Linked DNA regions of Homo sapiens: region 1 is linked to region 2. Evidence: chromatin loops called from intact Hi-C (ENCODE). Cell type or tissue: GM12878. All regions are shown on one strand. Links, peaks and the distances in the headings refer to the core of each region. The heading gives the core; the rest is flanking DNA. Region 1 has its middle 47 kb from the start of GSAP. Region 2 overlaps GSAP (gamma-secretase activating protein).

Evidence for each region. A loop is a pair of places that touch in the nucleus more often than their neighbours do. Peaks named below come from ENCODE experiments on the same cell type or tissue, not always from the same donor. Only the 100,000 strongest peaks of a DNase experiment are listed, where the experiment ranks them.
Region 1: it touches region 2 in a loop (7-fold over the local background); 1 of 110 quality-filtered maps calls a loop at or near these places.

The regions. Positions count from the first base shown.
Region 1 is chr7:77,462,288-77,465,208 of GRCh38, forward strand. It overlaps the pseudogene GCNT1P5. Among named protein-coding and RNA genes, the nearest start is that of GSAP, 47 kb to the left of the region's middle. RefSeq lists a silencer at 1,522-1,601. In GM12878, for the core only: no CTCF peak of the experiment used is centred there; DNase peaks (open chromatin) are centred at 1,524 and 2,414; H3K4me3 peaks cover 487 bases; H3K27ac peaks cover 425 bases.
Region 2 is chr7:77,350,040-77,352,960 of GRCh38, forward strand. GSAP (gamma-secretase activating protein) reads right to left here. Exons shown (of 31, transcript NM_017439.4): 18 at 2,905-2,921. Among named protein-coding and RNA genes, the nearest start is that of GSAP, 65 kb to the right of the region's middle. In GM12878, for the core only: no CTCF peak of the experiment used is centred there; a DNase peak (open chromatin) is centred at 1,712; H3K4me3 peaks cover 245 bases; H3K27ac peaks cover 1,599 bases.

The DNA of each region.
Region 1 (2,921 bases), core at 217-2,716, 110 kb after region 2:
CTGGTTTCTGCAGAGCACAGTTGGCTAGAAAGGTTGGAGCATTAAACTTTCATCTAGAGTTAAAGTGAGGGGGAAGTATAATAAAAGTAGCTGTGAAGCCAGGGCCGGTAGCAAGTCATTCTGAAGAGAATGGGCTGAGGCGGCTGGAGAAGAGGCTGACACAAAACAATCAGCCTGTCGAAAGAGCTCAGGGGCTGGATGCAGTGTCTCACCCTGGTAATCCCAGAACTTTGGAAGGCTCAGGCAGGAGGATTGCTTGAGCCCAGGAGTTCTAGTTGCCAGCCTGGGCAACACAGGGAAACCCTGTGTCTACAAAAAAATTTGTAAAAAATTAACTGGTCATGGTGATGTGTGCCTGTAGTCCCAGCTACTCAGGAGGCTGAGATGGGAGGATTGCTTCAGACCAGCAGGTTGAGCCCCCAGTGAGCAGTAATCATGCCATGGCACTCCAGCCTGGGTGACAGAGACCCTGTCTAAAAAAAGAAAAGAAAACGCCAGGTGCAGTGGCTCACGCCTGTAATCCTACCACTTTGGGAGGCTGAGGTGGGCAGATCACCTGAGTTTGGGAGTTCAAGACCAGCCTGACCAACATGGAGAAACCCCGTCTCAACTAAAAATACAAAATTAGCCGGGCGTGGAGGCGCATGCCTGTAATCCCAGCTACTCAGGAGGCTGAGGCAGGAGAATCGCTTGAACCCAGGAGGTGGAGGTTGTGGTGAGCCGGGATTGCACCATTGCACTCCAGCCTGGGCAACAAGAGCAAAAACTCTGTCTCCAAAAAAAAAGAAAAGAAAGAAAAAGAGCTTAGGGACTTAACAACGTTAGAAGATTTCACCTGTGCCAAAATTATTTAGAGAATTTTAAATGTGACAATTGTCCTGGTATGAATACATTTACAGCAAAAAATAATCATAAAGATATAGTTTATCTCATATATTTGTTAAAATAGAGATTTGATTTTACTCTAAACAATCCTTGTAAATAATTTCTTTTCTGCTATACCATTGTGCTGTGTAGTGTGTCTCTGTATATCATCCCAGAAAGCTTAAATTGGCTTGATTTAATAGTAAAGAATTTTTTAATTAAAAAAATTTGAACTAACAATTGTCATAATTAATCTCATTTTAAAGTTAGTCCATGTTGAACTTTTCTGGACTATTTATGCATTGATTATTTTAGCATACATTTACAGAATGCCTACTGCGTGCCAGGCATTATAATAAGTGCTGAGGGAAAAAGATAAAGAAGACGCAGATCTTTCCTCTAGAAGGTCTCAGTCTAGAGAAAGACAGACAATTGCATTACAGAGCAGTGAAGAAGTTAAGATTTAGAGTAAGACGAAGTATGCAATGGTGTATGCATCAGAATACGCAACAGGCATAATGGGCTAACACCAAACCGGAGGAGTGGGTACAAATCAAGAAAGGAGATGGTCGCTGAGTAAAGGATGAATAAGAGTTTCCCACATGAAGTGAGGAAAGTCAGTCCAAGAAAGAGGGGCAGTATCTGCAGAGTTATGAAAGTGTGATGACAAAGCGAGGTGAGTATGGGGAAGTAAAATTGGTTCAGCATGACCAAGAACTTATATTGGGCTGGCACAATGACTCACGCCTGTAATCCCAGCACTTTGGGAGGCCAAGGCAGGCGGATCACCTAAGGTCAGAAGTTTGAGACCAGCCTGGGCAACATAGTGAAACCTTGTCTCTACTAAAAAATACAAAAATTAGCCAGGCATGGTGGTGAATGCCTGTAGTCTCAGCTACTTGGGAGGCTAAGGCACAAGACTCGCTTGAACCCAGGAGGTTGCAGTGAGCCGAGATCACGCCATTGCCCTCCAGCCTGGGCAACAGAGTAAGACTCCGTCTCAAAAAAAAAAAAAGTTATATTGAAGCGAGGAAGCATGCTGGCAGATAAGGCTAAACAGAAGGGCAGATGTCAGATGATGAAGAACCCTTTATGTCATGCTAAAGATTTGAATTTTGTTCTGAAGGCAGTGGGAATTCACTAAAGGTGTTTTAACAGAAGAAGGTCATGATCAGATTTGTGTTTTAGAAGGTCAATTTGTTGGCAGAATAGAGAATCAATATTGGAAACAGGGAAACCAGTTAGCAAGCTGGTGCAGAAACTCAGGTAAGAAATCACAATGGCCAGGTCTTTCTGGTCATGGTCATTATAAATGCTTGTGAAAATGTTTAATCTCCTTCACTGCAGTAAAATTCAGATTCAAACAAATAATACTCATTTTTATTTTTGAGTCCTAACATTTTAAGTTGAACTCTTCCCACCCTCTTGAAAGCAAAATATTCTGATAGTCTCGTCTCAATATTTAGCATATCTTTTTCTGAATCATAAAACCACCATTTGTTAAGAAGGTAACAAAAAAATGGGGATGTGGTTCTTTAAAATTACAGCAATTTCACATATCTGCACCATAATCTACTACACCTGTTCATACACCCACCTCCTGCCATTATTAATAGTCTTTTGCTTTTACAATTTTCCATTCAAACCTCATTTTTAAAAACTAGGGTGACCACCAAATTGGGCGAGTCACTTTTACAGTCAATTCTTCTGGTTAGTAGAATTTCAGTTCTCAGTTTTGTTTTTAAATAGTAAGAGTTATCCTAAGTGTCCAAAAATGTAGTTGAGTAGTATCATCATCTTTCTTAAGCGTATCAGAAGAAGGCAAGGAATTTTAACGCAATATTAATTCAAATTTAGGACTTGAGTTATGTACTATGATAGGTGTGATTGGAAGTAAAATGTACTCACAAATGTCAATTTGCCTAAGTTTGAATCAAATGGGAAAGGCATAACTCAATAGACGTTATGGAGATAAGTTGTAAACAATACTACATTAGTGGGAAACTTCTGCAAGTCTATTAAGTTCATTAAATGAGACATATTTAGGCATGCTTTTA
Region 2 (2,921 bases), core at 149-2,648:
ACTGGATTAAGAAAATGTGGCACATATACAACACCATGGAATACTATGCAGCCATAAAAAATGATGAGTTCATGTCCTTTGTAGGGACATGGATGAAATTGGAAATCATCATTCTCAGTAAACTATCGCAAGGACAAAAAACCAAACACTGCATGTTCTCACTCATAGATGGGAACTGAACAATGAGAACACACGGACACAGGAAGGGGAACATCACACTCTGGGGACTGTTGTGGGGTGGGGGGAGGGGGGAGGGATAGCATTAGGAGATATACCTAATGCTAAATGACGAGTTAATGGGTGCAGCACACCAGCATGGCACATGTATACATATGTAACTAACCTGCACATTGTGCACATGTACCCTAAAACTTAAAGTATAATAATTAAAAAAAAAAAAAAAGTTTCTGCAGCAGCCAGGTGCAGTGGCTCGCGCCTGTAATCCCAGAACTTTGGGAGGCCAAGGCTGGCAGATCACTTTAGATCAAGAGTTTGAGACCGACCTGGCCAACATGGTGAAACCCCGCTCTACTAAAAAAAAAAAAAAAAAAAAATTAGCCAGCCATGGTGGCAGGCGCCTGTATTTCCAGCTACTCAGGAGGCTGAGGCAGGACAATCACTTGAACCTGGGAGATGGAGGTTGCAGTGAGCTGAGACTGCACCATTGCACTCCAGACTGGACGACAGAGCAAGACTCCGTCTCCAAAGAAAAAAAAGAGTTTCTGCAGTGCTATCATCATGGCAAATCTGAAAGGTGAACAATTCATTTCAAGAAGGGCAAATGATAGCATTCTGCTAACTAGTGAGTGTTAAAACAGAAATTTAATAAAAGGATAAACTTTCAAGATTGCCTTTTATTCACTATTATTTTGAAAAGTGTATCTGTATGTTAATTATGTAATTAGCCTCTCATCTGGTCAAATCAGCTTTCATTTCCTTAAAAAAAAGTAGATAAGTATATAAGAAAATATTTTAGGAGATGTAATGTAGAAATAAAAATTGATATTTGTCTATAATTTAAATGACCGAGATTTTACTGATATAGAATATTCCTGTAAAAAAGGGTATCATGGGGACAGAGAAATAAGTTTTCAGAACATGCAAACAACTAAGTTCTTCAATGTGACAGTTGAAAGCCGTGATAAGAATCTATTGTGTGCTTCATTTATCACTACAGAGGATACCTCAAAAAAAATTAAAATTTCATTACAGTTTTGGTTATAAATAGCATTTTAAAAGAGGTATAGTTGTTTGCAAAACATAATTCAGGATTATCTATGTGTAAGGGCATCACATTTTCTATTATCTTAAAAAATCCAAGTCAGTTGTCTCCTACAAAAATGTGAAATCCATGTTTTCGCCTGTGGAAACTTTTTATTAAGGTTGTAGCATTAAGAACATTTGCAGATAAGAGAAAAATAAATGATTTGCATCACAGCTAATGATAAGCATAGACTGATAGATTTTCAAGATTAGAAGAGACCTTTAAGGTAACCTAGTCCAACCACAAGAAGTTTAAAGCAACATGGCAAACCCCAAGATTAGTTCAGTACAGGGAGGTTATAACCACAGGTTTCTTTATATCGCTCTTCTTGGACTTCCTGATGTCACCCTGTGCGTGTCCACAATAGCTGCTCCACCCTGCACAATCTTGAGAAGTGCAAAAGGGAAGCGTTACCCTCAGGGTGATATTCTCACACCACATCCAATTAACATGTGGCTCAGTCTTTTAACACAACCCTGGGAACCAGTGGTCCCAGCTGCCTCCTGGACACTTTGAACACAGGACATAACAGCAGGGGGTTGGTAAGGGAGGGAGCGGAGATGTGCATTTCCTGACTCTGGGGTGGTGTAACCTGCAGACTTCCTGCCATGTGACCACAGGGTCTGCATGTCTATTCACATGTGTTCCAAAAGAAAAACGTGGGTGCCTAGAGAGGGAACAAGTTCAGGCCTTTCTTTCCCTTAAATTCTAAGGTGGGGCATAAAAGTCTAATAACCACGACAGTAAAAGACAAAGAAAAGGCCTTTAGGAAAGCACTGCCACTGTGCATACCAAAAATTTAGAAATTAATCAAACACACTTGATACATCTTTTTTAAGGACTATATTTAGACAGGGTCTAAACATAAAGTGTCACCATTTACTCTAGTACATATTTTCCTATGACTGTGTTATTTAAATTCAATTTATTTTTCTAAGTACCTTTTTGATATAAACTTCTGCCTCAAAAGCAAGCATGTAGTTCTAATATCTAAATAAGAAACATGAGGCAGAACTTTTTCAGGCACAGCCTATGTACGGTTTTCACTTGCTGGGCCAGCAAAGCTCTGTCTACTGTACCATATTCAAGAGAAAATGAGCAGTGTTTTAGCTCAGCACATCCTAATTTAAAAGGAGGGAGTCAGAACCGACAGGGAGAAAAAGTCATTTGGGGTGAATGTGCCTAAGATTGCTGACTTTTACTGATCCTGAAGCTCTAGAGTTATTACAGACTTTTTAATGGGGCTGGAAAAAGGGGTCGTGAAGGTCCTTATCTACCAAGTATGATAGCAGCAATCCACCCATTCCTCACTTATAAAAACTCAGTACATATTTTAATCCACTCTAGTCACTTAGAAAATAAAAATACCATGATAGAGGTTTAGTTCTGCCTGGTAATAGGAAGAATAATAAATACCCTGTGTACCTGCTCCTTTGGTTTTACTGTTTTTATACAAATACTTTTGGCCAATAGCAGGGATTTGCTATTACTTTTCTGCCAAAAAAAATTCAACTGAGTTCTTTATCAGTCAAAACAGTAGTGAAATCACGACCTTGATGGCTATAAGAGAGGTGTCCAACAACTGACCCACAACTGTGAATTGATTTTATTTGCATACAGCATACACAGTGTTAACTTACTGTATTCCAAGTGAGCA